2 separate regions of the Mus musculus genome follow, and region 1 is linked to region 2. The links are chromatin loops, found by intact Hi-C in ENCODE. Cell type or tissue: heart. All regions are shown on one strand. Each heading gives the region's core, and the rest is flanking DNA. Links, peaks and the distances in the headings are about the cores only. Region 1 holds the start of Virma (vir like m6A methyltransferase associated). Region 2 holds the start of Dpy19l4 (dpy-19-like 4 (C. elegans)).

What was found. A loop is a pair of places that touch in the nucleus more often than their neighbours do. Peaks named below come from ENCODE experiments on the same cell type or tissue, not always from the same donor. Only the 100,000 strongest peaks of a DNase experiment are listed, where the experiment ranks them.
Region 1: a loop joins it to region 2, with 2.9 times the contacts of the local background. A loop is called at or near these places in 9 of 42 quality-filtered maps.

What each region holds. Positions count from the first base shown.
Region 1 is chr4:11,479,163-11,494,939 of GRCm38, reverse strand. Virma (vir like m6A methyltransferase associated) reads right to left here and starts at 8,982. Exons shown (of 24, transcript NM_001347055.1): 1 at 8,835-8,982; 2 at 61-176. The coding sequence starts at 8,897. In heart, for the core only: CTCF peaks have their summits at 7,912 (motif pointing left) and 8,939; a DNase peak (open chromatin) is centred at 9,039; H3K4me3 peaks cover 1,840 bases; H3K27ac peaks cover 1,933 bases.
Region 2 is chr4:11,314,020-11,329,796 of GRCm38, reverse strand. Dpy19l4 (dpy-19-like 4 (C. elegans)) reads left to right here and starts at 7,660. Exons shown (of 19, transcript NM_001081201.2): 1 at 7,660-7,797; 2 at 12,617-12,724. The coding sequence starts at 7,782. In heart, for the core only: a CTCF peak has its summit at 7,539 (motif pointing left); a DNase peak (open chromatin) is centred at 7,606; H3K4me3 peaks cover 2,079 bases; H3K27ac peaks cover 1,473 bases.

The DNA.
Region 1 (15,777 bases), core at 3,984-11,983, 170 kb before region 2:
GAGGCGGGGAGGAGCATATTTAAGTTTAAAAAAAAAAAAAACCACAAAGAGTTGACTCACCCATATGCTCTGTTGTCAGGTAAGCCACTATGGGCTCGTACTCCCGGGGGTATAACTCGGACTTCATTGATATAAACCACACACGGAAAACGAACCACATCTATATGAGAACTTTGCTATAAAAAGGATGAAACATACTATAAGTAAAACATTTCTTTCAATTCAAAACACGCTTTCTTTTTTCAGCTTAAAATGAAGCCAACAATCTTAAAATCCAGGGATGAGATGTAACAGTGTTGTAAAAGCACATAAGTCACAAGTGTGTGTGTGTGGGGGGGGGGGGGGGTGGAGGTGTGCTCGAGTGTGCAGTACAAGCCTCTAATCCTGGCACTTGGGAGACAAAAGTAAGTAGATCTCTGTGAGTTCAAGGCCAGCCTGGTCTACAAAGTGAGTTACAGGACATCCAGGACTACACAGAGAAACCCTGTCTCAAAAAAAAACAAAACAAAAAACAAAAGAAAACAACAACAACAGCAAAGCACATGCCTCACATGTTCAAGACCCTGGGTTGAACCCTCATCACTAAAACCAGTCTAGATCACTAAACATATCATTAACTTTTACACTAACTACGATGCTGTGTAAATCACTTTTTTAAAAGCTGGGGGATGATGGAACTGGAGAGAAGTCAGCAGTCGAGAATGCCCGGGGCTTTTCCAAAAGGACCAGAATTCAGCTCCTAGCATCTATTATTCCAGAAAACCCAATACATCCTCTTCTAAACTCCAAAGGCATCGCATCTATGTGGCATACAGAGAGATACACACATGCATACAAATAGTAAGTATTTTTAAATAGCTGATGATTTATCATGATAATAATGTACCCAATTAAGTCTCTCAGTTGATATTACATAAAACTTCCTGCAGTACATTTACCTCTTCACTCATGTTTTGCTTAGACCAAACTTTTTCTATTCATGGCTCCAGACACTCAAGAAACTTTAATGGATGCTTCAAATATGCAGATACATAAAACAGACATCTACTGATAAATGAATAGAAATGAAGTAGGCAAGTCTGGCCACGCCTTTAAATGGAAGGTTCAGTCTGTGACTCGCCTTCCTCCCTTTCTTCCAATATTCTGCTGCTTTTCTAAAACATGTCATGATGAGCTACCATGAACAGTACAGGCAATGCTCTAAGGATGGCAGAGGAAACAATATAGACAGAACCTGTGCCCAACACTAAAACTGCTGCATTCTTCCTAAGAGATTTTCAATTCTTTTCTAGATTATTTAAAGATAAAATTCTATCCCATGTAAGGCCACAAAAACAAACAAACAAAAAAGCAACCCTTTTGTTGTTGTTTAGTTTTGGGGTTTTTTTTTGTTGTTGTTGGGTCTTTTTTTTAAGGATTTTTTTTTTTAAGATTTATTATTATTTGCCTGTGAGTACACTGCATCAGATCTCATTACAGATGGTAGTGAGCCACCATGTGGTTGCTGGGAACTGAACTCAGGACCTCTGGAAGAGCAGTCAGTGCTCTGAACTGCTGAGCCAGCTCTCCAGGCCCCATTTAGTTATTTTGCACACTTAAGTTACTGCAAAGATGTAAAAAAAAAAAAAAAAAAAAAGAATACAACTTTAAGTCAGGGTAACTCTGAACTTTTGACCTTCCTGCCTCCACCTCCTAAGTGCTAAAATATAGACGTGTCACCAGGTCGTTTTATGTGGTAAGAGAGATAGAACCCATGTTTAACGCATGCTAGGCAAGCATTCTACCAAATGCCCTAAAATGTACTACTTATAAACAGGAAATCCTCAGTATTAGCTGTTACCACTTCTATTAACCATATATTACATATTTCCATAAATTCAAGGGTAGCCTAGTCTGTATAATATGTTCAAGGCCAACCAGGGCTCTGTAGTGAGATCTGGTCTGAGAAAGAGGGGCTTGGGGGACCCGTGAATGAGGGAAAAGAGCTTTCTAGGTAAAGGGGAAGGGAATGCATCAGAGGAAATAGACAACCTCAGGTTTAAAAAAACTAGGTGCATAGTTCACAAGGACTAGCGGGCAGATGGAGGTAGGGGAGAGAAAGCAGGGCTGGGGCTAAGCAGAGCACAACCAAGGTGATTATAAAGACCTTTCACCCACAGCCAGGGGACAATTCCTAGTCTGTATCTCCACCTAGGATTCTTCAAAGACCCTAGGGACATCTCCATTTAAATGTCTTTAGATACTTCAAAGCTGGCAAGACAAACACTGAACTCTGTCCTTCATCCACAATACTATCTATCACTAACCACAATAACACGCAAGTCACATGTGGCTCCTTGTCCTCTCACCTCACCTTCCATTTACTAAATGCTGAACCGTTCTCAGGCTGTGTGTGGCACACCTGCATTTCTGCTGTCCTTCAGCTCCGTACACTGTCCACTCTAATCTCACTAGAGCAGTAGGACCCTGACCGGCTCGGTGCCTCGCATTCAGCTCCACCCCATGGCCTGCTGAAAGGTAATGTAGTCTGTCTAGCGTAGAGCCATGTATCGTGCTGCTGCTTCCTTCAGCCAGCCAAGGCCTGGGCCTTACAAACCACAATGCTGTACGATGTACAATGTACAATGATGTCCCTCACACACCGAGCTGCTTTTCAGCTTCATGGCCTCTGTAGTGCTGTTCTCTTATCACCGCGCTCACACCCCTCTGCCCCAACTCTACTTGGACGACAGCTCTCTCTCTCAAAAGCTAAGTCCAGGTAAGTCCTCCTTTAGGAGCCCAAGGTCCCTTATCAAACTCATCTGTCAGACGCTCTCTTTTCCCATCCCAATAAGCGTATGTGACAAGACCTGACTGTAATTCAGTACCTGGCATATTCATGTAATGAAAAACCTTTCAATACATGCCTAAAGATAACTTGTTTTGAAGTTGAGAAAGATGAAACTCTGGGCTGAGAAGGTAGAGCAATTGAAAGAAATACTTTTCTAATCTGCATGAAGGTCCTAGGTTCAACCCCACATAAACCAGTAAGAAAGATCGGGAGTTTAAAACTTACCCGCTGGCCTGGCCTACACAAGACTTTGTCTCAAAAAAAAAAAAAAACAAAAACAAAAACAAAAAAAACAAAACTAAGACAGGCTGAGACTGAGAACTCTGGGAAAGTTTATGATCATAAACTAATGTGAATATGAATACACTGGTTAGACTTCAAGCCCACATTTGTCCATAGGAAGTCTCTGTCAGAATCCTTCAAGCTGTCTGCTTGCATTTCTCATACTATCTGTAACTGCCTTCTCTCTCCCTCAGTTCACTCATCTACTGCTGCCAGTTAAGCTGCCCCTTATACATAAATGGTGCAGATTGCTCCCTAACTAAACTCTGAAGCAGCGGTTCTCAACCGCTGTGGGTCGACACCCCTTTCCAAAGGGTTACCTAAGACAACTGGAAAACACAGATATTTACATTATGATTCCTAACAGTAGCAAGATTACAGCTATGAAGTAGCAATGAGATAACTGTGCGGCTAGGGGTCCTCACAACCTGAGGAACTGTATTGAAGGTCAGAGTGTTAGAAGGGTGGAGAACAACTCTTAAAGCCCTCTAGATCACCCATTCCCCCTCACAGTGTATTTGAACCTAGCAAATACGCTCAAACAATACAAAAGAAATAAAAAATTCATAACCTATCCCCTTTGGGTTTCTATAAAAAGTCAGAATCATAAATCCCAAGAGTTTAGTACACAGATAATAAATACAATTATCATTTAAAGCCACAGGATGTCCATGTGACAGGGATAACAGACTGACTTTTTACTGAATACTCTCTGCACCTTTTACATGTGTACCTCATGCATGTGTTATCTAGTTAAACCACAAAGCAATGCTTCTTTAAATGACGCTCACCTTCATGCAGGTTTACTGTAACTCACTGTTGGATAAAAAAGAAACCACAAACCAGTACTAGGACATTAATATAAAAGGACATACATTCAAACATAACTATATGTACTGGAGATTTGGGAAATATTAATATAAAGAAAGCTGTTATTGAACTAGAAAATAGAGTACATACTAATTATAATAATTGGAGGGGGTCAGATAAAAGAAATTAACTCACATCAAAATACATTAGCTTTCCACTCATTTTCCAAATAGTCTGTGTAAATCTTACTTTAAACAATTTTTCTAAAATATATTGCATTCATGCTAGAGTTTTATCTTGCTTTTATTTGTATTTATTTGTCTATTTGAAATTGTGTGTAATGTAGCCCAAGCTGGTCACAACCTGTCTTTACAGCTAAAATTAATTTTAAAACTCCCGACCCTAATGCCTCCACCTCCTGAATGCTAGGCTCACTGGCACAGGCACCATGCTCAGCTGACCTTGTAGTTTGATTTGTAATACTGTTTTATTCTTTTATTGGAACATCATTTATTTTCTAGTGATCAATCTTGTTAGTCTGAAATCAATAAACCAGACTTAAAAGCACGTAACTGTTTATGTGACGATCGACTGCTGCAAGATAAAGGAGACAGAAAGAAGAGAGAGTTAATGAAGACTAGATCTATGAAAGGGTATGCTTTTTCTCTATCTTACAATTTTTGGTTTTTTTCTTTTCTCTTTTCCTTTTCATTTAAGTGTGTGTGTGTGTGATGTGTGCACCCAGATGCCATGCACATGGATGTAAAGAACAACTCTGGGGAGTCAGTTCTCTCCTTCCCCCTTTCCACGGTTCCAGAGCTGAACCCGTAAAGCTTGGCTGCCAAGTGCTTTTTATCCACTGAGTCATTTGCTCACTCCATCTTCTAAGTTTTCTAGAATGAAATTTACATGTGCAGTGCCAAGGGAAGCCAAAGGAAGCCAAAGGAAGGCACTAGATTCCTTGGAGCTAAAGTCACAAGCCATTGGAGGCTGCCTGCTGTCAGTGCTAAGAACCAAACTTAAGTCCCTCTGCAAGAGCAACAAGTGTTCTTAATCACTGAGCCATGTCCGGAGCCCTAAAGATTGCCTGACTGATTAACTGGTTGATTATTTGTAACTACATATATCTGTGTGTGTTGAGGGGAGTAGGTGCAGGTGATTCCAGGCACCCAGAACTGACCCTGGGTCCTGTGCAAGAACAGTACACACTTTTTCCCCCTAAGGTTTACTTTAGTTTTAATCATGTATGTTTGCACACATATGGCCATGGGGTAGGATCCCATGGAGCTGGAATTACAGCTGTGCACCTCCTGATACGGGTACTAGAAACAAAATCAGGTCCTCTGTAAGACTAACAGGTGTGCTTAACCACTGAATCATCTCTCCAGCCCCATTTTTAAAGGAATCGCAATACAAAGGGGTTTTTTTACCTTTAAATATTTATCTTATGTATCTGTATATTGCCCGCGTATATGTATGTACATCACATTCGTGGTACTGCACACATGCTGGTGCCTGAAGAGGTCAGAAGGGGGCATTTCAGCCCCCGAAACTGGAGTTACACAGCTGTGTAATCCCGGAACCTCTGCAAAAATAGCAAATGCTCTAAACTGCTGAGCCTTCTCTCCAGCCATTCAAACTACCACTAGTAATTCATCTAGAGCTTCTCTCACCCCTTTTAGGGATCCTCTGCGAAAGGTTAATCAAAGGTTAACTTCCCTATAGATTACAAATGTCTTTAGAAGCAACTCAACTTTCTTGTTTCATGTTTACGAACTGCCTCTCCTCCAAGACGTGCCTTGCATGCACTTCTTCCTCCTTGGTCCCACTGCAAAACCGATGGCATCACTTTAGAGCCAGGAAAAAAAAATGTCTGGTGTTGTATTTTCTTCCTGGTTTTGTCTGGTTTGATTTTTCTTTCTTTATTCCACAGTGCCTGAATGCAAGTCAGAGGAAATCCTCTAGAGGCAGTTCTCTCCTTTGATCAGAAGCCCCAGAAACCACACTGAAGTTCTCAGGATTGGCGTCAGGGGCTTTGCTCATGCAGCCATCTCACACACCTTGTTTTTGTCTGTCTTCTATGTCGCCCAGGGAGCCATGAGCTTGTACTTCTTCTCTAGATGTCCGGAATGCAGGCATGGCTCAGAATGTCATTTTACCTTAAGGTAGCCATGTCAGTTCAAAGAAACCACCTGACCTTTTACCATTGCTTATCTATAAAATGAAAACAACTTTCAAAACTAATAGATCAGAGAAAATTCCTTCAAATAACCAAAGCACTGTCCCTAGCTCAGGAAAAGCTCCAGGGATCAATTCCATCTGCTAACTAGCTTTCACTGCACCTCACTCACCCATTCTGACTTTGCTACCCATTTTCACTGACTTTTTTATTCTATGACTGACCAATTAATCTATCTAGCTTACTAATCATATAATCCCCCTGCTCAATAACGAAAGACTTCCAACAAAGAGTCTGTACTATTCTTGAACATTTAAGGCGCTCCAAGACATGGCCTGTCAGGCATCAATTCATACAGCTGGTCTGGGCATAACCTAACAGAAGACTGACGACAGCAGCCCTCCTTTCCCACAATCAAAGAAACAGTTCCCATTTTACCAAGATCAACTTAATATGTCACTTGCGTTAATGAAATCTCCCTTGATATTCACAAAGGAATAGCCTCTCACCAAAATTCTGTACCTTTATGTTCACAAAGAGAGCTAAATAAGTATCAACTAGAGTGTCCTACATCAGACACTGAATACGGACTTTGTTTGGCTGGGAATGGTGGCACCCACCTTTAATCCTGGTTCCAGGGAGGCTGAGGTAGGTGAATCTCTGAGTTCTAAACCAGCCCTAGTTCACACTGCAAGTTAGCCCCAGTCCAAAAAAAAAAAAAAGAATTTTGTTTGGTTTTAGTGCCTTTTGTTTTGTAAACTAAGTTGGGCTTTTTGGCTTTTTTGTTTAGTTTTGCTAGACAGGGTTTCTCTGCATAGTCCTGGCTGTCCTGGAACTCACTCTATAGATTAGGCTGGCCTAGAAATCACAGAGATCCACCTGCCTCTGCCTCCCAAGTGCTGAGATTAAGGTGTGCTTTGTGATTCAGTTAATGCCATTCATCCTCTACACTCCAGTGATTAGGCATTTTGGAGATAAGACTGTAAACTTCACAGGATTCCCAGTGTACCTCTTTACACAACATATTCTAACTCGAACCAAACATTTCTATACCTCTTACAAACCCCTACTCTTCCAAGATAAAGTCAAATGGGATTTTTTTTTTCTAAACCTTCAACCACTCCCGGAGAGTATTTTTTTAACCTGCTCTGTTTTCCTAGGATCCTTAATTTTTGTCTAAGAACGAAGGATAGAAAAGCCTGAAAGAATGACAAATTGCTTGGTAGACTAGTACTAGGTATGTATGCTTCTTCCAAAAAAAATTGTTTTAAGACAGACTCTTACTATGTAACCCTGACTGTCCTGGAACTTGCTATGAGAGTTCACTGGCCTCAAACTCACAAAGATCTGCCTACCTGGGCTTCCCAAGTACTGGGATAAAAAACATTAATGCCATGCCTGGTTCTTTCTTTAAATTTTATTGTTCTCTACTTCCATAAAGATGTTTGTTCTGGTAACAATTTTGCGTTTGGCAGCCATTTTGCGTTTTCTCAAGTCTGGCTGGAATTACATAGCCCAGCAGTCACTCATTCATTTATTCAAGAAAATGCAGCCGTACTCATTTCATTACTTCATAAGAGAACATTTTAAATCTCTTCTCATTCAGATGCTTATGTTTTCCTAGGTACGGTCTAAACCCAGGACATACAACCGAGAAAGAATAGGAGACACTCTACCCTACTTTCATGTTGTCATATTAAGAGTACAGTAGGGTTGGAGAGATGGCTCAGCGGTTAAGAGCACTGACTGCTCTTCCAGGGGTCCTGAGTTCAAGTCCCAGCAACCTCATGATGGCTCACAAGGAATCTGATGCCCTCTTCTGGTGTGTCTTAAGACAGCGACAGCGTACCCACATACATAAAATAAATAAATCTTAAAAAAAAAAAAAAAAAAGAATACAGTCTTCATAGAAACAAGACAATCCCCAAAGAATGACTCTCGAAATGATTAGGTTTCCGGTGAAACAAACAAATATGAGGCTTGTTCATTTACTCTCTCTTCCTCGCAGCCGAATTTCTCTGTGGACTTCGTTATAGTTCATTTTTGCGAATCTTCGTTAATTCGCTACATTCAGTACATTCAACTTAAGAATTCCAAGGCCTTTCAGGGACGCTAAAGTAATTCTGTACACAAAACTACGCAACACCCCACCTTCGTCCCCTGAAAACAACAGACTTGCTTTCTAATGACAGTCTTTAGTCCTTCAATACTGCATGATTCGCAAGTGTCCTCCACGCAAAGGAGATTCTCGTAGATCTGTCATGTCCTAATAGGTGAATTCCTTCCCAAACTATTGAAGTGCTATGACAAATTGAGCAATGAGACCGCCGTTAGAAGAGAGATAGAAGAGGACTTAGGATCCTGGATAGTCCGTACCCTGAGGGCATCCAGAACCCGACACTACTGTCAAAAACCAGATGCCCAAGCTCACGCCTGCATCCCACCCGAAGTACACCTGAGACCAAGGACCCTCCGCAGGACTCAACGCTGACAGGACAAACTGTCAGCAGCGCGACTGACTCGACTGAAGCCGCGGGCCCCAAATCAAAGCCGAGAAAGGCAGGGCCGCCGCCCAGGGCCACCGGGCTCGCACCGGGCTGGGGGAGGGGGTGTGGACCAGAGGACCCCCGCGCGCGCGCGACTGAGGGAGGACACCGCCCGGACGGCCCCCGACTCCGCAGCAGGGGTACCGGAACTGAGGGGCCGTGTCGAAATCGGGTCGCGAGGCCTTACCTCAGCGCTCGGATGTTTAAAAGTATCTAAAAATAGCAGCTCCATAGACGAGTCCACCGCCATGTCTGCCGCGGGCGGGGGACCGGGAGATGACTTCCGGGGCAGCTCTCCAACCTCCCAGGCCGAGGCTCCAGCTAGGGGGAAAACTGCAGTACTTCCGGTAAACAGGACGCTGTCGTCTCAAGCCTCCACCAATCCCATCGCAGCTTGCTGACTTAAGCCGTAAGCCCCGCCTCCTCCAGCGCGGCGGAGGGCGCCTTCTGCGAGCCCAAAGGGGCAGGGAAAAAAAAAAAAAAAGAGGGGCGGGGACTACGGTGTTTGCAGTGGTCCAAATCCCGTGGTTCTCCGGAGTAGCGGAGCCACGACGCCTGCGAGAGGCGATGAGTTCTAGAAGATAGGAAAGTGTGCCAAATCTAGACACACGGCACCGTATGCCTCCCACGAGGCATGCTCTCCAAACAAAACCATGCAATGAGGGAATCTGAAAAGACACTGTTTTCAAAGAGAAGAAAAGAGCACACACAAGGCCAGCCAGGAGTTGAATCCCAGCTTGAGCTACATGAGACCGTGTCTCAAAAAATGAGGGAAAGGGAGAAAGAGGGAGGGAGACAACTTGTCTCAGCAAACGAAAGGAAAATTTTCTCGTTTATGAAAATGTTAAATATGATGAATAATCCCACGAGCTGATTATGAGGATTAATTCTTATAAGGTTCAAAAAGGTATATAAATGAAACGTCACGAATATAAGAGAGAGCACAAAGTCTATTTCTGGCTGACAAGCAGTCTGCCAATTCCAGCATTTAAAGGACAAAGGAAGAGTTTGAGCTTCAGACCAGCCTAGACTACTACTCCGTGAGACCCTGCCTCAAAATAAAAAGTGTGTTTGTTTTAATTTTATGAATAGTTTCTCTGTCAAGTGCTGGACACTTGAAACTATACATAGTCCTAGGGAGTGTTAAGAAGGAATTTTTCTCTATTCTGGTCCTCTCAGGAACCACCCATCAAGACACAAAGTTGTAGCAAAACAAAAGCAGATCAGCAAAAGTAGGAACAGGCCATCAGGGAGAGAGTGGGGTGGATCAGCTCAGTGCCTAGGCTATCTCCCTCTCAGGGTTTATATAACTGTCTCTTTGTCGTGCTCTGCTGAGGAGGCTTAAAATGTCTCCATTCTCCTGTATGTTTGCCAGAATTGCTTTCAACTAGACACTGTCTATTCATTTGTTAGATTTGTTCAAGGTCTTGTATTTGATCTCATGACCTTCCCTTAGGACATTTTCTTCTTTTTAAAATTGAGGTTTCGGGGGCTGGTGAGATGGCTCAGTGGGTAAGAGCACCCGACTGTTCTTCCAAAGGTCCAGAGTTCAAATACCAGCAACCACATGGTGGCTCACAACCATCCATAACGAGATCTGACGCCCTCTTCTGGAGTGTCTGAAGACAGCTACGGTGTACTTACATATAATCAATAAATAAATCTTTAAAAAAATAAAAAAAATAAAAAAAAAATAAAATTGAGGTTTCACACTGAAGGCTGAGGCCAGGATTTTACAATAGACTGGCAGGCTATCTAAACAAGGAACAGGACTCAAGCTGTCTGTGGGATTCCCCTTTTACCGACGTTTTTCATGTCTATCTTCTGCTTAACAAGACTATGTGGGGAGGGAACAGCAAGTAAACGTGCATATTCTTCTCCCTCAGCTAGGAAAAACAAAAAACAAAACCAAAGAAATACCTTTAAGTCTAAAAGTCCACTCATACTCTTGTTTTTCTCCAGTTCTGGAAATCAAACCTAGGATCTTGAGGTTAGGCAAGTACTCTAAAAGGATCTATATCCCTAACCCACAATTTTTTTAAGCCAGTTAAGTAGCCCAAGCTGATGTGAAAATTGTACATCTCCTATTTCCACCTCCCAACGTTGGGATTCCAGGGATGTGCCCTTTTTAAGAGCAGTTTTACAATAAATTTCACAGACAGTATAGAGAGATCCCATATTTTTCTTTCCCCACCCCAAGTCCCCTTCTATTAATAACTTGAAGTAAGATTGTACATATATTACAATTGATCAGCCAATATTGATATATTATAATTACTGAGTATTGTACAGTTTTGACAAATACATCATTATCGATCCAAGGATACAATCTCTCATGAAATAATTTGTAAGCTTTTCAATTCTCTCTTCTTCCTAAGAGATAGGAGTGTGTGTGTGTGCGTGCACTTGTGTGTGGAAATTTTTGTGTGAATATAAGTTTTCATCTCATTAAGCTCAATATTTAGAGTAATCATGGGACCATATGATAAAAGGACCATCTATATAAGAAACTACCAAACTGTCTTCTAAATATTTATCTCATTTTGCACTTACCCAGCATTAAGAGTCAGTGTTTTAGATTTGTCTATTCTAATATGTACATAGTATTAGCCCACTGTCTAATCTTGCAATTGTCTAATGACATATTTATTACTTTGGAAGGGTATTTATGTCTTTGCCACCCATACATATTTGGCAAGGACTTACTTTTTTAAAATTTGTATTACACTTATTTGATTGACATAGAAGAACAGGTACTCTTATTCACAGAAAATGTTCCAAGATTCCAAGTGGATACAATCCTACATATGTGATATTTTTTCCATATATATGGAAATGTAATGTCTTTTCCGTCATAACTATGCCCTCCCACCACTTCCCTTTTTCCCTCTTGCTCCAGTCCTGTTCACTCGCTTTGGCCCTGTTCACTCCAGCCCATAGGTCTTTTTTAAATTTGTTTCTCATTACAGATGGTTGTGAGCCACCATGTGGTTGCTGGTATTTGAACTCATGACCTCTAGAAGAGCAGCCAGTGCTCTTAACCGCTGAGCCATCTCATCAGCCCAACAATGTTCTTTTAATACACTGCAACTCTTGCCATTGAAATAGCCATGCAAAACTACCACAAAATTTTTTCTTTTGATGGCTAGAAGATGTGATCTTAACCATGTCTTAGCTACTGTTCTATTGCTGTGAAGAACCACAAGCAAGGTCTCTTATAAGAAGAAGTCATTTGGGGGTGGCTTGCTTACAGTTTCAGAAGGTTAGTCCATAATCATTGTGGCAGGAGGCAGAGCATGGTGTTAGAGCAGTAGCTGAGAGCTTTATATCCTGATCCACAGGCAGCAGGTAGAAAGTGAAACCCTAGCCTGGGAGGGGCTTTTGAAACCTCAGAGCTCAACCTCAGTGACACACCTCATCCAACAAGGCCACATCCCTGAATCCTTCCCAAACAGTTCCACTAACTGAGGCCCAAGTATTCAACTATAGGAACCTATGGGGCAGGGGGAAGACATTCTCATTCAAACCACTATCGCACAGATTTTAGCAACCTCAGCAAAGTTTTTCTTTCCTAACAGCATTTTCCTTTTCAATTAAAGGAAGCAACTTATGACTTAACTTTAAAATGTTCAGACTGTTGAGCATTACTACTGGCCACAATTAATCTTCTTGATCAACTTGACTAGATTTAGAATCACTATGGAAATATACCTCTGGTGTGTCAATTGTGGTATTTCTAGGTTTAACAGGGAGAGGAGACCCATCCTGAATGTGGGAGTCCCAGACTAAATAAAGAGAAGTCAAGCTGAGCACAGGAATTCATCTCTCTGCCTTCTGGTTACAGACATAATGTGGTTGCTGCCACACCTTTTCTTTCTTGTGGCCTATACTCCCTTAAACTATGAGCCAAACTAAGTCTTCACTTGAGTTAGATCAGTAAGGAAGGGAACTTGCTGCCAATCCTGCTGACACAATTCAGTCCCTGGGGTGCCTGGAAGAAGGAGAAAATCAACTCTAAAGTTCTCCTGCCTCCAAACACATGCCACATAAGCTGTGGTATTCATGTACACACACGCACACACGCACATACACACGCACACACACGCACACAGGCACGCACATGCACATGCACATGCGCGCAAACACACACATGCACACACACTAAATATATACATACATGCATAAAGACATAAATAGATACATAAGTAAATAAATATCACATCAACAAGAAAAGTTACTAAAATGATTCTCTTGTGCTTTGGAATGTTTCTTGGTTTTTGTCAGTAAGATATGAAATTTTTTTTGCATTTCACCTTTCAAAAGCCAAGCATATTTCACTTTCTAGAAAGTTGTCTTGACAGAAATAGAGGAAGTGCATTGAATACCAGAGGATACACTTCTTGGTTCCTCCTGTGAAATAGACACACTCCTGTCAGTCTCCTCAATGCAGGCTTGTGTCAAACTTCCCTCCCAATTTCTACTAAAACAGCAATTCAAGGAGGTCTGAATGAACCTTTTCCAGAAATTAAAATGAAGATTCAGATCTTACTATTGGGACCTTCCAAGTTATAACACTTAAAAAAAAAAAATCACTCTTCCCTGGACTGGCAAGATGACTCAGCAAGTAAGAGCACTGACTGCTCTTCCAAAAGTTGAGTTCAAATCCCAGCAACCACATGGTAACTCAGGACCACCTGTAATGGGATCTGACGCCCTCTTCTGGTGTGTCTGAAGATAGCTACAGTGTATGTATAATAATAAATAAATCTTTGGGCCAGAACAAGCAGGGACTGGGAGAACAGAGTTGACTGGAGCGAGTGGGGCTGACCAGAGCAAGCAGGGTTGACCAGAGACAGCAGAGGTCCTAAATTCAATTCCCAACAACCATATGAAGGCTCACAACCATCTGTACAGCTACAGTGCACTCACATACATAAAATAAATAAATAAATCTTTAAAAAAAATCACTCTTCCCCAAATGGGCCTCATGTTGGCTCATTACAACATATCTGAGCAGCTCTTTCCTAGCAAGTAGGAGAGAGTCACAGCAGCATATATAACCTAAAACCGTGTCATGGTTTAGAACCCCAGCAACGGGCCAGAGACATGGTCAACTGATCTGGCAGCTCTTAGCCTTGTATTCTCTAGATAAAAAATGTGTTGCTTCACTGGGCAGTGGTGGCACACGCCTTTAATCCCAGAATTTGGGAGGCAGAGGCAAGTGGATTTCTGAGTTCAAGGCCAGCCTGGTCTACAGAGTTAGTTCCAGGACAGCCAGGGCTACACAAAGAAATCCTGTCTCAAAAACAACAACAACAACAAAAATGTGTTGCTTCAAACTTCTTGAGCTGTTATTCAAGTGACACTCAAGGACAAGTCTCTTAGCTGATGGGAGGAGAGGAATTGGGCCATCCTGGCAGTATTGCTTGTCTAGAAAGGTAATAAAGTGGGCTCCCAGGCTTCTTAGAGCTCTGCATTGAAAGGCAGGATTTGTTTCTTCTTCTTCTTCTTCTTCTTCTTCTTCTTCTTCTTCTTCTTCTTCTTCTTCTTCTTCTTCTTCTTCTTCTTCTTCTTCTTTTTCTTCTTCTTCTTCTTCTCCTCCTCCTCCTCCTCCTCCTCCTCCTCTTTCTTTTTTCTTTTGTTTTTGAAACAGAGTTTCTTAGTGGGCCCCAAATTTGTCCTGTAGCCAATGATGACTGTGAACTACTGACCCTCCTACAAGCACATCGGAGTGGTGGGGTTAGAGGTGTAGCCACACATCCAAATTACAAGGCACTAGAGAACCAACTCAGGGCAAACGTTCAACTAACCAAACTATATCCCTAGCCAAAAGTCAGAGTTTGAAAGTATAGGATTACACATTCAATCAGCATCATAAGAAAATCATGTTTGGTAGAAAAGTAATGCTCTGATTAATCTAAGTTACCCAGGAGAAGATAAAGGAACTGGTAGCCAGCAGAGCTAGGACCTCGGTAGTGTCCTCTTCTGAGCACAGAGGTGGCTGGAGCTGGTGTTGCATCACTGTAGCTAACATCGGCTGTTGATAACTGTTCTTCTCCTTTGCAAGAGTAAGAGAGAGAGAATGCAGACTTGGGAAGGGTGTGAAAGTTGACAACATGAGCCTAAAAAACAGAAGCAGTCCAAGGGGAGGAGTTAGATGATCTTGCTCAGGGGAGAATCAAATGACTGGAAACCATAAGGCGTCACCCAGGAAGTGAAAGGCAATTCCAGACAAGGAGACTATACAGAGAAACCCTGTCTCAAAAAAACAAAAAAAAAACAAAACAACAACAACAACAAGATTTGATGTCCTCAGTCAGGTAGTGGTGGCACAAGTCTTCTTCAATCACAACATTTGGGAAGCAGAGGCAGGAGGATCTCTGAGTTTGTGGCCAGCCTGGTCTATGGAAAATTCTAGGACAGCCAAGACAGTTGACATCCTTTTATAACTATTTTAGCAATAGAGGATAATCATTTTATAGTTTCTTGAGTGTTTGTCTGACAAAGATTGCCGTACAAATATGTATGTGTCTTGTTTATAACTTTAAATAGTTTCCTCTGTGAAAGGCTGGCTGAGGAACACAGTCTTGGCACCCATTACGCTCTGAAATCACAGTAGTATTCATCCTTTCCACCCCTTCATGAAGGACATCCCACTGAGTCTTTGTGCAGAGCTTGCACAGACATTCACCACTCTTATGTGTAATATGTCAATGCCTTTGAAAGCTTCTTATTTGTAAACTGGGTGTCTTAGTCAGGGTCTCACTGCTGTGAACAGACACCATGACCAAGGCAAGTCTTATAAAGGACAATACATAGTGGGGCTGGCTTACAGGTTCAGAGTCCAGTATGAGAAAGGTGGGAGCAGGACGGCATCCAGCCAGGCATGGTGCAGGAGGAGCTGAGAGTTCTGCATCTTCATCTGAAAGCAAAGGTTCACTGTGAGTCTGATCTGAGCTATAGAGTAAATCCCAGGATTGTTTCCCACTCAATTCCCATGAAAAAAGCAGAAGAAATACAGGTGAAGCTGCCTCTGAATGTCCAGGGTATGGACTGAGTGTTACCAGACTCCCAGCAGGACACTGGTTAATAGTCTTGGCTGCTACACTGCCTTCTTGTGATCATCACTC
Region 2 (15,777 bases), core at 4,381-12,380:
TAAATAAATAAATCTTTTAAAAAAAAAAAAAAAGAAAGAAAGAAGAGGAGCTAGAGAACGTATCCAAGGAGCTAAAGGGTTCTGCAACCCTATAGGTGCAACAACATTATGAACTAACCAGTATCCCGGAGCTCTTGACTCTAGCTGCATATGTATCAAAAGATGGCCTAGTCGGCCATCACTGCAAAGAGAGGCCCATTGGACATGCAAACTTTATATGACCCAGTACAGGGGAATGCCAGGGCCAAAAAGTGGGAGTGGGTGGGTAGGGGAATGGGGGGGAGGGAATGGGGGACTTTTGGGATAGCATTGGAAATGTAATTGAGGAAAATACATAATAAAAAATATTTTTAAAAAATTCTGTTAGGTGACCTTATCTTATTTTCAATGCTCTTTCCTCATGTTATCAAAGAACTAACCTAATAAATACCTATTACTAAGAAAAAAAAAGAAAGAAAGAAAGAGAAGAAAAGAAATGTTTAAAAAAAAAAAAAAAAGGCGTGTGGTGGCACACGCCTTTAATCCTAGCACTCAGGAGGCAGAGGCAGGCAGATTTCTGAGTTCGAGGCCAGCGTGGTCTACAAAGTGAATTCCAGGACAGCCAGGGCTATACAGAGAAACCCTGTCTCAAAAAACCAAAAAAAAAAAAAAAAAAAAAAAAGTTTCTAAGTAATTAAAATTTATTTGAGTATTGCCTTATCATATATCAGTACAGTTCTGATTTTTATATTGAAGCACTTAATGTATTCAGAGTCACTTTTCACACTCAGCCAACTACACACCTGTATTTGCAGTTGGGCATGAGATTTACCTAATGCTTTGGTTTCTTCTGACATCTACTGGACACACAATGCAACTGGCCTTTCAGGAACTAGTCAGTAAGTATGTATCCAGGATTGTAACAGAATTTAAGGAAATCTGACTAAACTGGGCAATACACTTTTAATCTCAGCATGTGAAAGTCAAAGGCAGGTGGATCTCTTGAGTCTCAGGCCAGTCTAGTCCACAGATTGAGTGACTGGGCAGTACTGGAAAATGTGTTACCATTTTCTACAATTCCAGCCCTTTTTATTGTGAGACAGGGTTTCACTAAATCTGCCAACTTTGCACTTTCCCCATTTGAGCCTCTTCGGGAAGCTGGAGTTACAGGCGTGTGCCTGGCTAAAACTTTTTGTTATGAAATCTTGTGTTTTTTCAATTAAAATATTTTTCTATAATATATGCTGATCATGGTTTCCCCTTGTATCCTCCCATATCTTTCCCACCTTCCACTCCACAGATCTTCTTCCACTCCTTTTAGAAAACAGACAGACAAGAAGGAAAAGGCACGAGAAACACAAGAACAAAACCCGTAAGAATACAAAACTGGGAACCATACTGTATAAGAAGAAAAAAAAAAAAGCCCAAACGGTGACATGAGACCAAAAAACAAGACAAAAATAAAGACAAAAGAGGGAGGAAGAAGTGGAGGAAGAAGGAAGGAAGGAAGGAAGGAAGGAAGGAAGGAAGGAAGGGCTCCAGAAGTACGCTTGAGCTTGTTTTGCTTTGGCCATCCACTGCTGGTCAGAGGCGTGCCCTTCAGCAGGGCTTGAGTACCAAGGGGGACTGCGTTGAGAAAAGGAATTTTCCTTTGCAAGTGGGTGTCAAGTGGAAGGCGAGTTCCTGGTCAAGGATGAGAGCTTCTGTTCACTTCCTCCTCTCATGGCTGGGACCCCATCCAGCTTGAACCTTAAGGTTTCTCCTACTGTGATAAACATCATCAAAATGCAAGCTGGGGTGGAAAGGGCTAATTTGGCTTTCTCTTCCACATCAGTGCTCATCAGCCTGGAGGCAGGAGATGATGCGGAGGGCGTGAAAGGGCTCCTCATGATTTTCTCAGATCCTTATAAAACCCAGTGCCACCAGTCTTTTCAAAGAAGGTTAGAGGGTAGAAAGGAAAGGAAGAAGGGCTTTGGGTCTCTTTAGACTACTTTCTGCTGATTAGAAGGGTTGACTTCCTAGCAGCAAGTCCAATGTTCATCATCAGAATATCTTCAACCAGTGATTCTGCGAACCAGCAATGCTGCAGCAAACAGCAATGCAGTAAAACAGCAAATGCAACAGCAGGAACCAGCAGCAACTGCCATGTGCCAACTTAGGGATCTCATATTCATACCCTCTCAAGAGTTCCCAGAATTCCAAGTATAAGCTGTTTGTAGCTGGCAAAAGTCATGCCCTTCCTAGAGCAGGAGACAAATTGTAGATGCTGTGGACAATCTGAAGCAGCCACCTATCCCACACCTGGGATTAAAACATAATCATATAACTGGGTTTTTTGTTTTGTTTTGATTTGGTTTTTGGTTTTTCGAGACAGGGTTTCTCTGTGTAGCAACTGGGGTTTTTTTTCTTGTTTGTTTTTTTCGAGACAGGGTCCCTGGCTGTCCTGGAACTCACTCTGTAGACCAGGTTGGCCTTGAACTCAGAAATCCGCCTGCCTCTGCCTCCCGAGTGCTGGGATTAAAGGCGTGTGCCACCACACCTGGCTCCCGGCAACATTTTCTTAAACCCTAAACAAATTAAGCGTTGATGTCTTTAATCTTTAATAGGGAAAACAGTAAGGCTATAACTATCTAGTCTTCAACTCCATCAGAGACCCAAGAAGGATAAATGTTACCTGAGTAAACAGGCAGTGCAGAGCAAGCAGCTTCCAAATCTCTATGACAGACTGCTGGCTCAGGTGCTCACTCACCTAGGATTCCCCGGTATCCGTAGGGCAGCCAATCTTTGGCCAGTAGGGTCAGAGTATCTGACAGACTTTTCATGAAGCAGAAATTTTGAAGGACTGGCCTACCTTGTCTCAGCAAAGTGGATCAATCAACTTCCCAGTGTCCTGCTTTTCCACAGTTTGGAGAGCCTGCTGTCAGCCATTGAGGTAAGGGGCAGGTTTTTTGCCCAGTGGCCATGTTTGCCACAACTGAAGCGAACTCCATGTAGCGGTCCTTCTTTGCTCATCATCATCTTTGAAGTAGATTGGGGATGCTACCAGGAGCTGATGTGTCTGTCAAAAGAGCCTTTTGTTACTAAAACATCTTAAACGCCATATCTGCAGATCTCTGAAGTGTTTGAGGACCACCCAGTTATCTAAAGTAGCTCTGAATAGGCAAGCATTGCTTGTTTCGAGCTATTTACTCTCTGCTTTAATTGAAAACCTATAGAGAAGGCTAAATAAAGCTTATGCTGTAATTAACTACACTAATCCCTAGCAAGTCCACACCTGTGATTAGTTACAGGTGACTGACTACTAACTAGCATTTCTTAACTATCCTAAGCAGTTTACATGAGTGTCTTTAGAGACTCAAACTTTACATCGTTTTTAAATGAGTTGCATATGCACAATGCTTTAAACAAGAGTTGAAACATATATACAGTATGTTATAGCAAATACTACCGTAAATTTCTATCAATATGCAATAATCCATACCAATGTAAAATATTTGAGACTTATTGTTGCTTTCTTTATATTATTTATTTATTCACTTTATATCTTGATCACAGCATGTGTATATGAGACAGTGAAATGATCCTGAGATTATTTTTTTAAGATTTAATTATTTATTATATATGCAAGCTACACTGTAGCTGTCTTCAGACATACCAAAAGAGGGCATCCGATCTTATTACAAATGGTTGTGAGCCACCATATGGTTGCTGGGATTTGAACTCAGGACCTCTGGAAGAGCAGTCAGTGCTCTGAGCCATCTCTCCAGCCCCACTCATAAGATTATTATTGGCAATTATGCTAACTAAGCCAATTAAAAGTATATGAGTCCCTTTATTAGCCAGCAACCAAGAGTGGCTCACGCCTAAGAGTCTCTTGGTTCCCAAGCTCAGGGGTACAGTGTTTCCATTAATTTATTTTTGTTTTATTTTTATTTACTTCATTTTTAGTTTTGGTCTTTCAAGACAGAGTTTCTCTGCATAGCCCTGGCTGTAATAGAGCTGACTCTGTAGACCAGGCTGGCCTTGAGCTCAAAGATTCGTTTGCCTCTGCCTCTCAAGTGCTGGGATTTAAGATATGTGCCACCACTGCCCAGCATGGGGTACAGTATTTTTAAAGACCAAAACCATAATTACATGTGCTTGTGCAGGTACGTCAGTGAGGGTCTTGGGGTGGCCCAGTAATGTCTGCTTTCTTGCAGAGCTTCACAGTGTTTCCAGACAACATGACAATTATTTTTGCTTACACTCCCTTTTTATTATTTTAGATGTATATTTTACATCCATTATTTTTGTTAGTACATATGGACCACAGTCAGGGTCATGAACAGTTCCAGCATGTTGCCAAGGAAGTCGGGCTATTGTGGAGTAGAAGGGCGAGATATAAGACAGAGTTAGGACAAGATAGCGTTACCTTAGTCAGCTTTAGCAGCAAGTTCGTTAACTCCCTGAGCCATCTATTTGTCCTTTTTTCCCTTTGTAAAATATTTATTTAGAGACAGGGTCCCATTGTAGCCCAGAGAAACCTTGACCACACAATGTAGCTGGGATTGGTCTTGAGGTCCTTATCGTCTTACCTCTACCTCCTAGGTGCTGTAAGTACAGGCAGGTACTGCTATGCCTGTACCACCTAAGAAAGTTTTGATGCTAGACTGCTTGGTGTTTATATTTTAGTACCAATATTTTTGAATTTTGTTTTACATAACCAGCTAAAAATATCTTTCTAGAAGAGTTTTGAGTGACAAAAATCTGTATTTTAATAAGTTTCAAGGTTTTTAGTATATCCATCTCAAAATATCCTTTCCCATGGACCTGAGCGATGGTGCAGTTGTTTTGAGCACTTTGTGCTGGTGCAGAACGTGCAGGAGTGGTTCTCAGTATTCCTGTGTTGGCTTGCAGTTGTCCATAGCTGCTTCCAGGGGATCTAATACTCTCTTGTGTCTGCCTCAGGCACCAGGGACACACATGCATGCAAAACATTTATATACATAAAAGAAATCTAAAAATGTTTTTAAAATATTTTAATAAAACATATGCTTAATTTCTTATTTTTTATTTTACTTTTAATGAATATAGGTTTTTGCCTTCGTGCTTGGTGTCTGTGGAAGCCAGAATCTTCTGAGGTACTCCTTCAACTTCACTTCTGTCATATTTTAAAAGAAAAGTTCAGAAAACTGGGTGTAACGGCACATGAGTATATGAATGAGTCTTTGCCTCAAAAATAAAGGAAACATGTCAGAACTAGTGACAACTGAGACAAAACTAGCTGTTGAGTCAAGCAACAGTCTTCAGCACAGCACAGTGTGTCCTGCCAGTTTTAAAACCTGGTCACAGTTGATGGTTCCTGGTATTAACAACTTTGCCCAAGACCTTTGAGCACGTGTTAATCTCAAAGATGGAAAGAGAAGGACCACAGACTCAATTCATCATGGCCAAATTAATTAAGGCAAGCAAATAATTATTTCTTTTTTATGTGCATTGTTAATTTGACTTCATGTTTGTCTGGGAGAGGAGTTGGATCCCTGGAACTAGGGTTACAGACAGTTGTAAGCTGCCATGTGGTTGCTGGGAGTTGAACACGGGTCCTCTGGAAGAGCAGCCAGTGCTCTTAACTGCTGAGCCATCTCTCCAGCCCTTGCAAGCAAATAGTTAAAGGAAGATTTTTAAATTCATGTACACAGACCTCTTACCAAGATGTGGCTCAAGAGTTTAGCATTGAATATGAGGAAGACAAAGCTTTTTATAGTTCAGAAGTAGGGGTTTTTCAAATGGGGGATTTAGCAAGCAAAATAGGTGGGGTTACAGGAGCAGAACATCATAGCAAGCTTTTCCTAAGGGCATCCTGAAACAAAGACATGGTTGCAAGGTGAGCATAAAACTGGTAGTTATAACAAGGTAGCCATGACAACCCTTATGAAACGGAAGTAGGGTTGCAAGATGGTTAAAAAAAAAATTGAAACAAAGACATAATTATCATTCCTGGAACAGGCAGTACAAAACCATTTGTAGTTAAGGTCACAGGTTTTATGTGGAGCATAGCCTGATCCTTGAAAAACAAGTTTAATCATAAAGAGGAATGAACCTAATTTGTCATTACTGTGAGACGGCTTTTAAGCCAAAGAGGCTGATTCTTCCAAACCCACCAGAGGTCTCCTAAATGTCTAGTTTTCCCATTTCAGTTAGGCTGGGCCTTTCTGGGTTCTGTCACAGCTTCTAGTCTCAGCTAGACATCCTGTCTCAACTAGATATCCTGTCTCAGCTAGACATCCTGTGCTGGGCCTCTCCAAACCCTAGACATGAACCTAGTGTTGTGGAACATCCTTGTGGTTCCTTGGCTGTGTTGTGCAACCTAAGTGTTGAAACCCTGCCAATGGGAGCTCAAGCGCTGGGCCTCTAATTTTCTCAGCCTCCAGTATCACCAGGGTATACTCTGAGTCCAAGGCAAGGCAGAAAAAGAACTGGTGGCTCTGGCTGAACTCCCAATTAACCAGAAACAAGTGCTCTAACCCCCCCCCCCCCGTCCCTCCTGAATGTAGGATTGGACCCCCAATATCACTAGATCAGGATCCCACAGAATCAGAACAGATCCAGAAACCAGGCATTATAGGAAAAAAAATTAGGAGTTTCTGTGAATTACTATAGGAGGCCTACATAAGAAAGGAAGGAAAGAAGGAAGGAAGGAAAGAAGGAAGGAAGGAAAGAAGGAAGGAAGAAAGAAAAAGAAAGAAAGAAAGAAAGAAAGAAAGAAAGAGAAAGAAAGACAGACAGACAGCTATCCTTTTTTTGAAGTGGCTGTTCACTCATGCTTTTGGGCCAACTGAAGGCGTGCCACAGTGTTCTCAGTATGAGTCATGCACTGCACAACAAAATTAAACTGCATTCTATTGTTATGAAATAATCTCTATACATTCCTCATAGCAGACTATAAAGTACTATTGTGCTTTCTTCCAGAATATTGACATGAGCAAACATTTTGTTCAAGGCAGTTTTCGTGATTGACACGTTGCTCTCTCTTGTGTTTCCTTTTTTATATGATAATAACTTAATTTGCTTATGTAGCTGAGGTTGGCCTTGATAATGAACCTCCTTCCTCTACTTGTCACGGTCTGGGATTACAATAGGGAATAACCTGGTACAAACTTTTTTGTAGCCGCCAAGTGTCTACTAAACCAAACTGTGTATCACTCTTGCCATTGCAGCAGTAGGGAACCTGAGGCAAGTTGAGAGCAGCCTTGGCCATATAGAGAGATCCAGTCTCAAAAACAAACAAGCAAACAAACAAACATCTACTAATCCAAAGGACCTGCCTAGAACGTCTTGCCTGGCTTTGAAATCATCGTAACAAGTCCAGGACTCGTTGCTCTGCAGTTGAAACTCCGTTTTCTGTTTGAAAAATCGGCCGGACATAGGGACTGGATCTGGCCTACAGTCTATGACTTTCTGAGACGGATCCCAGCGTCACGAAAAGCTTGCTCTGGCTCCTGCTTTCCTGTGAGGCTCAGCAAGGAGCGAGGGCGGCGGCGGGGACTCGCTCCTCCCAGGAGCATTGCCATCCCGTGGCCATCGTGGGCATGGCTGAGGCGCTCTAGCGAAACGCTCCGGCCGGGCCCCGCTCCCTGCACTCTGGTTCCCGGAGCGCCTTGGAGGGACCCAGTTGGCGGAGACACCAGAGGGGGGCGGGTCAGGAAGTGGGGGCGCGGCAGCCGGGAGCTGGCCGGGGCGGCCGCGGGGTTTGGATACTCGGAGGTTTGGGAGACTCCGGGCTGCTCGGGAGCCGTAGGGCCACTCGGGTCTCCGCGGAGACGATGGCAAAGGAAGAAGGTGAAGGCTCCGGCGTGTAGCGCGCCAACTGCCGCGGCGGGCTCGGGAGAGGGGCCGGGCCTGACTGCTGGCTGCGGGCCGCGGGGAGCAGGGCGGGCGGGGGCGCGCGCCCCCGAGTTTGCAGTGGAACCGGGCGCGAGCCGAGAAAATGGCCCAAAGTTTCGTCTCCCGAAATAGGACGCAGAAGTGGAACTTAAAGTCAGGAGTCTCGGAAAGGAAGCTGTTGTTGGGTGGCGGGGCTGCGGGTCCGGAGTTGCTCCGCAGTGGAAAGCAGGACGAGCTTGGGTGGGTTCTGGTCCAGGCTGGAAGCTTTGGGTGCAGAATGGGAGGGATCGCACCCCTCGCGGGAAACTGAGGCTGGGATCTGGGATGGACGCGCAGAACCTGACGGAGTTCACTTGTGCTCTAATGGATAACAAATGCCAAAGGGCAGGGGCATGTAAGTGGTTTTAGGGGAGGAGGAGGTCAGTTTTAGGGTTAAAACTAATGGACTGGAGAGAGCTCTGCACGCTCCTCAGGGTCAGTGCCAAGGGAATTTATTGTTTAGCCAGCAATATTTATCCATAGAGGATTTGGACAGTGAGCAAAAGATAGGAAGCGGCAAAAAACTTAGCAGTGTACGATACATAGTGTAAAAAAGTATTGGTGGCATAGTAACTTCATGGGATGTGTATGCACGATTGAGCTCTTGGACTTCATTCGCTCGGATGAACAGTTACATGTTTCATTCTGCTGGAAAGCAGTTTTTATCTTACTGAGTGGAGTTGTGAATGCGACCGTTAGTTATCTGGTTTAGATTTAAGCCGTTGAACCAAGGAGACAAGAAGGGAGTTTGAAGAATTCAATGGAAAGCCATTTTTCAAAAGACTATTAGAAGTACATGCTGACTGGGACTAGATGTCCTGTCCCTGAGGTCATGATTCAGCCATTCCTCCTCTTCCTGCAGCTCTTCGTGTTAAATTTCATGCACATTTAAGATACTACCTAAAACCAGCCTCAAAACAGGTTGCTGGTAAGGAAGAATGTAATTCCTCTTTTTTCTTTAGCTATAGCTATATCTGTGTTTGCAATGTGTTATCATTTGACAAAGATTTTTTTTAAACTTTATTTTTGTGATTAGTTACAAATCTGTGTGGGTAGGTTGATAAACCAGTTTGTCTTTGTGAGCACATTAATACTTAACACAGGAGAAAAATCGCACAGTGCCACTAAAACTTGATATTGTAAATATGCAGAAATTGCATTTAAGATGGAATTATTATACTTAATAACTATGATGTGGACCTTTTTAAAAGGCTATATCATTTTGTAAAAGTAGTTGACTATAAACTGTTAAATGATTTTTGGTTATAGAATTACAGGTAATCTAAAAACATGTGTTTTATTCAGGACAATTACTGGGTGGCAGTTTTATTAAAATAATGGGTCCTTTCAACAAATATTTAATTCCTTGGCTAAGTCTCTATTCTTTTGGGTGCTGGGATATAATAGTCAACAAAGTATAAATATTTATTGTAATGATGTTTGTGATGATAATATTTACAGCAAACACGTCCCGTGTCAGGAATTTCCCCGAATCCCTTCTGTTTACATATCGTGTATTTATTATGTTAAAATTAGGCCAGTCTCTATATTCTTGTTTGAATTCAGGTCAGGTACAGTTTATAGCTTTTGGCTTATTCTCAGGTCCTTCAGGAGCCTCTTTGTTGTCCAGCTGTCCCTGGAAGTAAATGTTCTTCCAGACGCCTCTCCTGTACTGTGTGTGCAATGGTGCTTGCATTGATGCTTCCTGAAACAGACACAGGCTTTGAGGAGAACAGTGTTAACATTTCTCTTGGACCCTTTCTAGTCTACATGGACATCTGGAAGCCTGTTTGTAGCTCTGTTGGCTCATGTGCCTATGATGGGACTAGAGATTGAAGTAGCAAGGTTATTCTTGTGGATATGTAGTCATCATTTAGTTTGGCTTTTTCCTTCTCTTCTCTCTCTCTCTTTCTCTCGCTCGCTTTCATTTCCTTTGGTTTTTTGAGACAGGGTTTCTCTGTGCAGCCCTGGCTGTCCTGGAAGTGAACCTGTAGACCAGGCTGTCCTCTGCTGGAATTAAAGGCATGTACCACCCAGGACTTAATAAGCTCTGTTGCCTAACTATATCATCACCATAACATTACTTTTGTCTTTCAGTTGTGAAGTTCGATGAACAATGATAGAGATGAGGTGAGAAGTTTGCACTCAATTAGCTTCTGGTTTTTAGGGCCAGGCAAAAATGACAAAGTAGATAAATTGGCTAAAATACATGCGGTCTTTGTCCGGTCTTACTATGTAGCTCTGGCTAGCCTGGAACTGGCTTTGGAGGCCTTGAGCTCACAGAGACCTGCCTGCCTGAGTGCTGAGATCATAGCAGTAAGTCACCAGACCCAGCTCAGGTTGTACTGTTATTGCTGCTAAAATTTAATGCAACTAAACTTGACATTAAAAATGAATGATTTTTTTCTTTTTCTTAAAAAAAAAATATATATATATTATATTTAAGATGGTAGTTACAATTACGTTACTCCCCCCTTCCCTGTTCTCCCTCTAAACCTGACGTACACCCCTTCTTGTTCTCTTTCAAGTTCATGGCCTCCTTTTCATTAGCTGTTGCTGTATGCACATATGTATAGGAATATACATACATATAGTCCTAAATATATACTGTTCAGTAGGTATAGTGGGACTTGTATGTGTGTTTTCAGGGTTGAGCATTTGTTATTGGATAACCCATGGTGTACGCTCTTCCCCTGGGGTAGACTATTTCTCCAACTCTCAGTGTTCCTTAGATGTCTTTAGTTTTTCTGGCTGTTTTTTGTTTGTTTGTTTGTTTGTTTGTTTTGTTTGTGACACAGGGTTTCTCTGTCTTCCCTGGCTGTCCTGGAACTCACTCTGTAGACCAGGCTGGCTTCAAACTCAGAAATCTGCCTCTTGCCTTTGCCTCCCTCCAGAGCTGTGGGATTAACGGCGTCTGCCACCACCATCTGCTTCCTTGTCTATGTTGGCATGTCCATTATTGCTCTTGTTTGGGTCATGTTCAGGCAGTCACGTTGGTGAGACTTCATGGCTGTAGCTTCTGCCATTCCTAGGAGACAGAGGCTCACAGCAAACTCCTTATCCTCTGCCTCTTAACAATTTTTCCACCTCTCTTCTGCAACGTTCCCTGAGCCTTATGCATGGGAGTTGTTCTCACCAATTGGGCCTGTGGTCTGGGATGCAGAGAGAAGTTCCCAGGATGAGGGGCGAGGAGCACACTGGACACGGCTGTAAAAGTGGTGGGCGTTAGACACCACACCAGTCTACTAAGTCACTTCTTTTTTCCATGCTGCTATTTAAAGTCATTTTAGTAAGCATGCGCTGGCTTGGAAACAGTTTCAGAACATCTTTGTTTTATTCAGTTTTCAGGGTAATGCTAAGGAGCTGTCTGTGTGACCAGAGTAGCTATTCTCTTTGCTGCTGATTCTTTCCTTTGGTCTCACATTTTATAGCATAACTACCGAACTACAAAAAGGAAGAGAAATCAAAGCCTGGGTCACATTACTAACTTGACAGGGCACTCTGATCTTCCAGAGTAGTTATTCATCTCATGAGGTAATTTGGGGGGGGGGGGGAGTTATGTTCTCTATCTCAAATTTCTGTTTAAGTTGGAGTCTCTTATTTTCTCATTTGGAATTTAACTTACTAGTTTCGAAGTAACTTCTGTATTACAGTTTTTAAAAAGTAGAGACAGAGCCGGGCGTGGTGGTGCACGCCTTTAATCCCAGCACTCGGGAGGCAGAGGCAGGCAGATTTCTGGGTTTGAGACCAGCCTGGTCTACAAAGTGAGTTCCAGGACAGCCAGGGCTATACAGAAAAACCCTGTCTCGAAAAACCAAAAAAAAAAAAAAAAAAAAAAAAAAAGTAGAGACAGAAAAGATAAGCAGTTTGGTATTACAGCATTTTTTCCAAGCGCTTCCCATGATGTTATAGGATTGAAAACTAGCACCTCCGTGTGTCAGAGTCCACGATGACCCCACAGCTGCGGGAGCCTGTAGAGCTTCCGGGAGCACACTGTGAAGAAGGAGAGGCTAGGCTCAGCACTCAAGCATCCTAGTATGTTCAGGACCCTTTGTTTAGTCCCAAATTCTGGAAAGAAAAATGATGTTGCATGCCTGTAATCCCAGCATTTAGAAGGCTGAGGCAGGAGGATCATGTGTTTGAGGCTAGTCAAGAACCTGCCTTTAAAAAGGAAAAAAAAAAAGCCATAATTTTATGATGAATCCATTGTATTTTGAACAAAAATTGTTCGTCTGCAAATGATGGCTTTCATAATCTCAGGTAACTATCATAGTAAGGACAGTAATCACGTCAAAACTTCTGGGAAAAGACATTTTAAAATAGCATCAGTGCAGGAGAAGACTGTAAACTTTCATCAGCTGGATTCTGAAATCACGAGTTGCTGTGTAGTGGTAGGGAATGCATGTTTGTTGTTTCCAGCCGTATACTGAAGACAGTTTTGAGGAAGAGGCACAGATGCTATGACACTGCAGGTACTCCTCGCACTAATGGGTCTCAGTGTGACTGCTTTAGTCACATGATCTCCAGGCTTTGCTCTCTGTCATAGATGTTAGACTCGATTCCGTCTGTATCAGAGTTGTGCCCTTTATGGTTTTTTCAACCAGGGAAGCTCATTAGAGACAGGACTTGGGGCTCTCTACTGGGATCTGGTCAAGTAGGTAACCTAACAAAAGTTGATTCACCTGAGATCCGAACATTGATGAACACATTGCAATAATGCCTTCACTGTTTTAAGGAACATCTGTAGAACCCCGCCAAAGGAAAAAGCAAAGAACTTCAGGAAGTCAGGAAGCCAAAGCAGAGAAGATCCGCAGAACCCCAGCTCCTGAAAGAGCTCCAAAATGTAAGTCAGATGGACCTGGGTGCAGTAGCTGCAAAAATATGTTTTCATCATTCAGATGTGCACACTTTCAAAAATCATGTCTTTTGCCTTTTGTGTTTTGAGGTGTTGAGTGGGAACTAAATCTAGGCCTTGTGCATATGAGCTAGACAAGCTCTCTACCACTGGGCATGCCCCCATCTTACATAAAGATATTTTGAGATTAAATTTATGGTTAACACAGTTGGTTTTTGTGATAGAACAACCCCTAAGCTGTATCACTTTACAATAAATATTTGTACCTTAATTATGGCCCATGTTGTGGCCATGATATGACAGATATTTATTTCTGATCTGTTATATGTTTCGATCATGGCTTGGCTCGCTTGGCTTCCTGTGTCAGGAAGGAATAGCCCCTGTTTGGGACACATTTTTCTTGGCACAGAGGAGAAGAGAAGGAAGGCCTCTTGGAGGTTCTGCTGGACTGACCCACTGTTCTTGGTCCAGGCAAGTGCTAGTCAGTCCAGACAGTGGCTTACAGAAGGACACCGTTACTACAGGAAACTCTTAGAAGTCATGGTTATGTAGAAATACATAATCTTCTGTTTTTATTCATTGATTTATTTTATCACATTGGGGGTCAAGCCCTGGGGGGCTTTGAGTGCAGCTTGTACTATCAGTGAGTTATTCTTCCCCTCATAACTATCTGCTCCTCTCTCTCAGACAACACATCCCCTCCCCTGCATTGCGGAACTCTCAGATAGCACATACTCTCCCCTGCACTAAGGGAGACATCCCATCTTGTTTTGTCACAGCATCAGTTTTAAATCTTTTCTACATCAGGGCCAGCTAGGGCTCATTCTGATCCTAAGACCTATGAACTGAAAATACAAGTTATCTGCAACATGTCACAGTCCTCAACAACAGTGGTTTCCTTCAAGGACTCAAGATCTTAGAAAACAATTGTGTGTGAAGGTGTGATTGCCTTAAAGAGCAGCTTCGAGTCAGCTCAGAGCAAAGGTGTGTAAGTTATTGGATGCACACTTGCAAAACTCCTCTCTAATGGAGTCATACAGACACTCTTCATCTGTTTGACCTCAAATTCTGGCATTTATAGTTTTGTCAATGAGTGAAACTCATTAGAGGCAATACTCAGTTGTTTGTTGTTGTTGTTGTTTTAAACCAAAACCAGGGAGTTGGCCCTGTAGTTTGTTTGTTTTGTTTTTCCAGACAGGGTTTCTCTGTATAGCCTCAGCTGTCCTGGAACTCACTCTGTAGACCAGGCTGGCCTCGAATTCAGAAATCTGCCTGCCTCTGCCTCCCAAGTGCTGGGATTAAAGGCGTGCGCCACCATGCCTGGCTTTTGATATTTTTTGCCTATCATATGATTATATGGCCAAATTTTAGACTCTCTGGGAAGGAAGTGTAAACCACATTGTATAAATAAGGTAGGCACAGTTAACCACCCTGTCAGAGAAGGTAGAAATTCCTTGAAATTCAGGTTTCCAGATGCCAGCCCAGAGCCTATCAGCAAGCCGTCCTGTACTGTGGACCTGCCTCGGGCCTAGCTGGCTTTCCTGTGTGTGCCCCTCTCAGTATACACTCTTAGATGGTGCGATGCTGTAAATCCTTCTGTTAGAAAGGAAGGAAGAGCTTGGAGACACAGCACAGTTGTACAGCAATTCAGAAATCCTGCTAAGCACAAGGTATCGCCTTACCCTGGGCTAGGAAATCTTTTTCTTTAATGCTTTTAAAAGGTCTTATCATTTATTTGTGGTTTTGATAACCATTTAATATAAGTATTTGAAAATGGGGTATATTGTTTACTTTCATGGAACAAATATATAAATATGTAAGTAGGCAATGTAACTTTTGATAAACCAGTAACTTTTCTCTTTTATTTTTAAAAAATTTTTTTTAAATTGGATATTCTGTTTATTTACATTTCAAGTGTTACCCCTTTCCCGGTTTCTCCTCTGCAAACCCCCATTCCTATTCCCTCCTACCCTGCTTCTATGAGGGTGCTCCCCCACTTACCTACCCACTCCCGCCTCACCACCCTAGCATTCCTCTATACTGGGGCAGCAAGCCTTCATAGGACCAAGGGCCTCTTCTCCCACTGATGCCAGATAAGGCCCCTTCAGCTCCTTCCGTCCTTCCCCTAACTCTTCCATTGGGATCCTTGTGCTCAGTCCGATGGTTGGCTGTGAGCATCCACATCTGTATTGGTCAGGATCTGGCAGAGCCTCTCAGGAGACAGCTGTATCAGGCTCCTGTCAGCAAGCACTTATTAGCATCTGCAATAGTGTCTGGGTTTGGTGTCTGCATGTGGATTGGATCCCTAGGTGGGACAGTCTCTGGATGGCCTTTCCTTCAGTCTCTGCTCTACTCTTTGTCCCTATATTTCCTTTAGACAGGAGCAATTCTGGGTTAAAATTTTGGAGACCATGAAATTCACAGGCAAATGGATGCATCTAGAAAATATCACCCTGAGTGAGGTAACTCAGTCACAAAAGATCATACATGGTATGTACTCAACTAATAAGTAGATATTAGGCAAAGAGTGTGGAATACCCATGATACAACTCACAGACCACATGAAGCTCAAGAGGAAGGAAGACCAAAAAGTGGATGCTTCAGTCCTACTTAGAAGGGGGTACAATATAATCAAGGGAAGTAGAGGGTGGGGGAGACTTGGCAGGAAGAGAGGAGGGGGAGGAAGAAGAGGGGAGCAGAATCAGGTGTGGGAGGAGATGGAGGAGATGTACAGAGGGTCAGGAAATTGAACAGAGGTGTATAGCATTGGGAGATGGGGAACTGGGGTTAGCTACCAGAAAATCCCACATGCCAGGAAAGCAGGAGCCTCCTAGGACTCCACGGGATGACATTAGCTGAAATACCCCACAACGGGGAGGGAGAACCTGTCGAGACCATATTGAGAGGTGAAGCATGTCCCTTCCTCCTACCCCCCATTTGAGGGATGGTACCACCCACCCATCTCCAAAATGTTAACCCAGAGTTGCTAGGAAATCTTTTGTGAGGAGGCTGAGAAAGGAGAATTGAGAGCTCAAGAGTGA